Regions from separate parts of the Mus musculus genome. Here region 1 is linked to region 2. The links are chromatin loops, found by intact Hi-C in ENCODE. Cell type or tissue: heart. All regions are shown on one strand. Each heading gives the region's core, and the rest is flanking DNA. Links, peaks and the distances in the headings are about the cores only. Region 1 overlaps Adk (adenosine kinase). Region 2 holds the start of Vcl (vinculin).

Region 1 (2,804 bases), core at 110-2,609, 190 kb before region 2:
AACACATTTTCATTCTCTCTGTCACCTTCCCGTCCCCTCTTTTCCCTGGGAACCATCCTCCTGCTTTACCCTCCCAAGCACAAGGCTGACAGACATGTCCCACCATATACAGGTTAATCTTTTTCTTTTCCTTTTCTTTTCTTTTCTTTTCTTTTTTTTTTTTTTTTTTTTGGTTTTTCGAGACAGGGTTTCTCTGTGTAGCCCTGGCTGTCCTGGAACTCAGAAATCCGCCTGCCTCTGCCTCCCAAGTGCTAGGATTAAAGGCGTGCGCCACCACCTCTCAGCCACAGTTTAAATCTTACCACCACCTCTCGGCCACAGTTTAAATCTTAAAACCATCTCCTGTGACAGGGTGATCTAAGTTCAAGGAGAAGTGAATTTCATCAACTAGGTATTGTGACTACAACGGTCATTCAACTGGTTAAGTCGACATAATTATTGCACCACATAGTTATTTTGTTCCAAACATATAAGAACATGTGCAAAAGTTGTCTTTCAACTTTATAAAACTAAAGAACTTACTGGCAACCAAGTGTAATTTTCTAATCAGACATAATGGCCCACACTTGGAATAAAGAAAGGAGGGCTATTTTTCTAGTCTCCACAGACACCAGACTCAAATGTGGTGCAAATATATATGCAGGCAAAACACACATACACGTTTTAAAAAAAAATCAGAATTTCTTTTAGGAAAAGAGAAAAGGGGGGAGTTGTTTCTCAGGACTATGGGTAGAGCTCAGAGTCTGGCAACCTGTGGTTTAACCTTCAGCTCCTCAAAACAAAAGCGTCTCTGGGCAGCACGCACATGAGGTAAGCACTGGAGAACAGGAGACAAGAAGAGAAGAGAGTCTAAGGCCAACCTGGGCTACACACTGAGACCTTGTATGTCTCTGTGTGTGTGCGCACACACACACACACAAACACACACACACACAGCTTAAGCTTTGTTTGTACAGCCGAAACAAAGTATCAAACAAGTAGATTCTCTAACAGGCTAATTACAGCACTACTGCTTAACATGAAAAATGAACTCAAGTTTATGATATTTGAATACTTCCTTCTTAAAAAATTCATCCATGTCCCCAAAATAGTATGTCCAAATGATTCTAGATCTTCTATGCTTATTATATACTTATTAATCACAATGTCATAAAGAGGTGAAACAGCGCCATCTGGTGGCTATCACCTTCGTCTTAACATAATTTTCCACATTGACCTTATAAATATTTCTTAAAACTGCAACAGGAGGAAATAATAAAATATTACTACAAAAGAATAATGAAATGTAATCAAGTTAGCAAGCAAAAGTACTCTTGGAAATTGAATCAAGATCGTGGCACTGTTTTAGCTGCTGAGAAGCTAAATAGCACTATTAGACTGCCATTAGGACTAAAAATCACCTCGGAACTTAGCCTGTGGTCTTCAATAGTTTTCAAGTACCAACTTTACTATAAAAATTAAATTTATACAATCTAATAAAGAGAAAGAAATATGAGCAATCCTTTTCACAAAAGGCAGCAGCACTGATTACTTGTTTAAGTTTCATATGCATATTTATATATTATATACATTATATTTCTGAATATATTTATAAACCACTATATGTATTACATATTATATTTACATATAAAGTATGACTAAATAAGTGACTGAATGTTTTAAGGCTGATCCCAAGCGTCACTAACAGGGAAAGCTTTCTGAATACTCAGAGTGTGCTGGTTATTGTCCAGAACACAAATCAGGTCATGAACTAAAATAGACATGAACCGCCTACAGAAAGGAATATGAAGGAATTGGAAACAAAAGAAAAAGCAGATACTTAAGTTGGTAAATTTTATATCTACCTTTTACAGGTAATCAAAGCAGGATCAAAGCCCAAAACAAAGTGTACCATACTCCCTGACCTAACTTTATTTTCTTGTATAACTGTGTGAATGCAGTATGTGGGTGCTCACAGTGTGTACTTCCTCCTGTCTCCACCCGACTTGCACCAGTGCTGGGGTTAGCCACGCATGCGTCCTGGCTTTGACATAGGTGTTAGGGATAACCCGAGGGCCCCACGCTTGCACCATGCCCACTGAGCCATCTCTCCGAGCACTAGCTAGACGTATTTCCAACAACTATTGGTTTAATCATATATCATAGTGGTCTTATTTTCTACTGAGAACCTTCCAGTCAGTGCAATTTTCTTTTTAATTTTTCCCTTCTCCTAATGGGAAAGAAATAAACACCTCAGTTTGTATACGTTTTTTGAAATTGTGATCACTGACTTTGCCTTAACACAAAAGATTAAAATAAACTTGATCTCTCCTCCTTGTATTAAAATGTGAATAAATTCAAGAGAATATTTTTTGCAAAAAAAGAAAAGAAAAGAAAGAAAATGTCATTAGTAAGTTAAAACTTTAAAGCAAAAGAAACGATAATTAACAAGCACATTAGAGCAAATTTAAAACCAAAGCTAACAGGGCAAGAAAAAAGGTATCTGTCCCACGTCCCTGAGAGGAGACACAAGTACAAAGCAACAAGCCTGACTGATTGGAAGATTGGGGGGGGGGGGTAGGGGGAGGACACAGGGAACTCTTACTTCTACTTTTAAAAAATGTAAGTAAAATCCTAGCTCATTAACATTTCTTCCTGAAGTAGCTGAACCCCTGGCACGCTGGTAGCCAAGTCTTAGCCTCTGCTGGTATAGTACTGGAAAATTCTACCTAAGAAAACAAAAACCCATGGATGCTGCCTCCTGGGGCCATAGCAAGGAAGACTCACTAGAATTAAAGCACTCTCCACAGGCTTTCCAGTGGTAC
Region 2 (2,776 bases), core at 1-2,500:
GAGTCCCCGGAGGTGTGAGCAAAATGCCCCGAAGGAAAGGAGGCGGCGACAGAGAGAGGAAGAAGCCAAGCAGTTGGGTAGAAGCGACAGACACCAGGATCCCAGGGGAGGGTTGGGCAGGTGGGTCTCAGGGGACAGAAGTATTAGAAAGGCGAGCAGCCCGGTGCAAATAAGAATCCTTGGAAGTTAGGGCAGGGAGACCATAAGAGAAACCACCCACAGGTTGGAGAGGAGAGGCCTAAAAAGGAGCTAAGAGCAAGGTACTCAACGCAAGTGACGCGAGCCTGCCCAGGGGAGGGACCGTGAGACAACCTAACGACCATTTCTTGGGCGCCTACTACGGGCACACACACCCTAGGCACTTCACAACTAAAAGCTCGCTGACTCTTCACAGCACAGCCCCAAGGCAGGATTTCTCACACAAGTGTCCCATTTTATAGATGAGGAAACTGAGGTCCCCGACAGGCTCAGTGGCTTGCTCAAGGTCACAGCCCAGAGAAATCGGCATTCGAAACCACGGCACCTGCCCTGGAGTCCACCCGACGCTCCAAGCGCCTGCGAATGCAAGCAGCGAGGCGGACCGGGACCCTGGGGACTTCTCCCGCCCGCGCTCCCGTCCCAGGCCCGGCGCGCTCACCCGGACGAGGTTGCTGACGGCCGCCTGCACGGCGGCTACGGGCGCGGTGAGGTCAGGAATGGCTTTGCCGTCCACCTCGCCCTCCTCGTGCATAATCACCAGGTGCGAGATCTGCTGCGCCACCGGCTCCAGGATGCTCTCGATCGTACGCGTGTGAAACACCGGCATCGCGGCGGCTAGCGGGGCGGCGTACCGCGGGCAACAGAAAACTGGGATCCGTAGGGCCGGGAGCCGGCGGCGAGTGACTGACTCGGAGCGGCGACTAGAGTCCGGGCTTCCCTCGGCGTAACTAGCCCCACAGGCGCCCCGCCCTCTCACGTCGCCGCGCCCAATGGTAACGCAACTCAGAGCCGGACTGTGGCTCCTATTGGTCTTACTTCGATAAGCTCCGCCCCCAAGGCAGAGCCGCTAAGGTCCCGCCCCGCCCCCATTCCCAAGGGAGGGGCCTGGGATTGGGGCTGCGCCGCAGGGATTGCGACCGGATTCCCGAACCCTCTCGCGGGGCGCTCCTTATAAGGGCATAGTGGGAGCGGAGCGAGCGACTGCACTGGACTGGCCCCGCCCCCAGGAGCCGCCTCCCGCCTCAGAGTGGCGGAGCTCCGCCCCTCCGCAGGATCACCTCAGTAGGGCGGGATATCCTCACCTCAGGCAGCGCCAGAGAGAGGGGACCTCGGCTTCCCCCGGTCTCCCCGCAGGGTGCTCCCCTTTACCGTCACCGGACGCAGTCAGAACACTGTTCCGTCACCTCCCAGTAATTCACGAGGAAGTAAAAAGATCCAGACAACAAAAACACACCGAGAAACATGAGTACCCATTGATTTGTACTATCTGCCCTCGGATAGTCACAGTTAAGTTTGGTGTGGCACTTTCTAGACCTCCGTGTACACGTTCACTTGCAAATACGTGTTTTCTAAATAAATAGGAACGTTTCCGTAGAACTAGAGACTTAATGAAATTTACCTGCTAATCTTTCGCTTTTGGTGAGTAGAAGTCTGTCTGCCACCTTCTGTTTTAGCGACTGGTATCCCATTTTTGCAAATCTACTTAGGTCTGGTTCCGTTGCTAAAATGTTTGCCTAGAATGTAAGAAGCCCTAGGTTTGATTCCCAGCACTACGCAAAATCAGCCTTGATAGAGTGGGCCCGTATACCAGCAGCACTAGGGAAGTGGATCAGGGGTTCAAGGTCATACTCCACTACAAAGAAAGTTTGAGGCCATCCTGGAGGGGTAGTCCTTTTGTGGTTGTGATGAGCATCTATTTGTAGTTACAACAGCACTCCAGAGGCAGGGTTAGGAGGATCATTTGAGGAAGGAGTTCCAAGCCAGTCTGAGCAACATGACAAGACCCCCATCTCAAAAAAAAAAAAAAAGTGAAATGAAAATTCAAAAGTGGATACTTTTTAACAAGTCTGTAAGTAGGGCCAAATTGCCCAATCCCCTCACCACATTTAAGACATCTGCATGTTTTCCTAACCTCAAGTTCTCTTGCCCAAGCTTCCTCATTCTGAGAGGAAACACATTCATTAATGCCTTCAAATGAAAGATCCTCAAGTCAAAGAAAAATGTTTCTCAGGATGTCACATTTTGCAGAAGGCCAAGCCACATGTTGTCTTACCCAGCTCTAAAGTTCTGTGTGTCTAGCAGTACATACCCCCGTTTCTGCTCTGTGGTTACCAAGTCTTGAACTTTCTCTTGAGGTGGGGATGAGCTCAGTTGGTAAAGAGCACTCGCCTACCATGCACAAAGCTTTAGTACTTGCCTACCATACACAAAGCTTTAGGTCAGCCTCTAGCATCACAAAACAAGGACATGGTGTTCATACACACCTATAATTTTGTCTGTCACCCAGGAGTTGGAGGCAAGAGGATTAGAAGAAGTTCAAGGTCCTCCTCGGCTACCTAGCAAGTTTGATGACAGCCTGGGCTGCTTGAGACACTGACTCAAAAACAAAACAAACAAAACCACCTTAATAAATAACCATGAATGCAGAGGCTCTGCCTCCAACTGAAACAAAGCTGTACAGGAGGGAGCTCATTTCTGTCTGCCTTTGATAAGAGCTTCCTGGGCCATTCAACGTCAGACTTCTTTCTCTGGAGTCTCTCAGTTCATCATTGTGTTTTGCTTATTACTTAATGACCTA

What was found. A loop is a pair of places that touch in the nucleus more often than their neighbours do. Peaks named below come from ENCODE experiments on the same cell type or tissue, not always from the same donor. Only the 100,000 strongest peaks of a DNase experiment are listed, where the experiment ranks them.
Region 1: a loop joins it to region 2, with 2.6 times the contacts of the local background. A loop is called at or near these places in 2 of 42 quality-filtered maps.

What each region holds. Positions count from the first base shown.
Region 1 is chr14:21,119,036-21,121,839 of GRCm38, reverse strand. All of the region lies in intron 3 of Adk (adenosine kinase), which reads right to left. Among named protein-coding and RNA genes, the nearest start is that of Adk, 68 kb to the right of the region's middle. In heart, for the core only: a CTCF peak has its summit at 1,173 (motif pointing left); no DNase peak of the experiment used is centred there.
Region 2 is chr14:20,927,550-20,930,325 of GRCm38, reverse strand. It overlaps Vcl (vinculin), which reads right to left and starts at 928. Exons shown (of 21, transcript NM_009502.5): 1 at 638-928. The coding sequence starts at 805. In heart, for the core only: no CTCF peak of the experiment used is centred there; DNase peaks (open chromatin) are centred at 175 and 1,055; H3K4me3 peaks cover 1,973 bases; H3K27ac peaks cover 1,975 bases.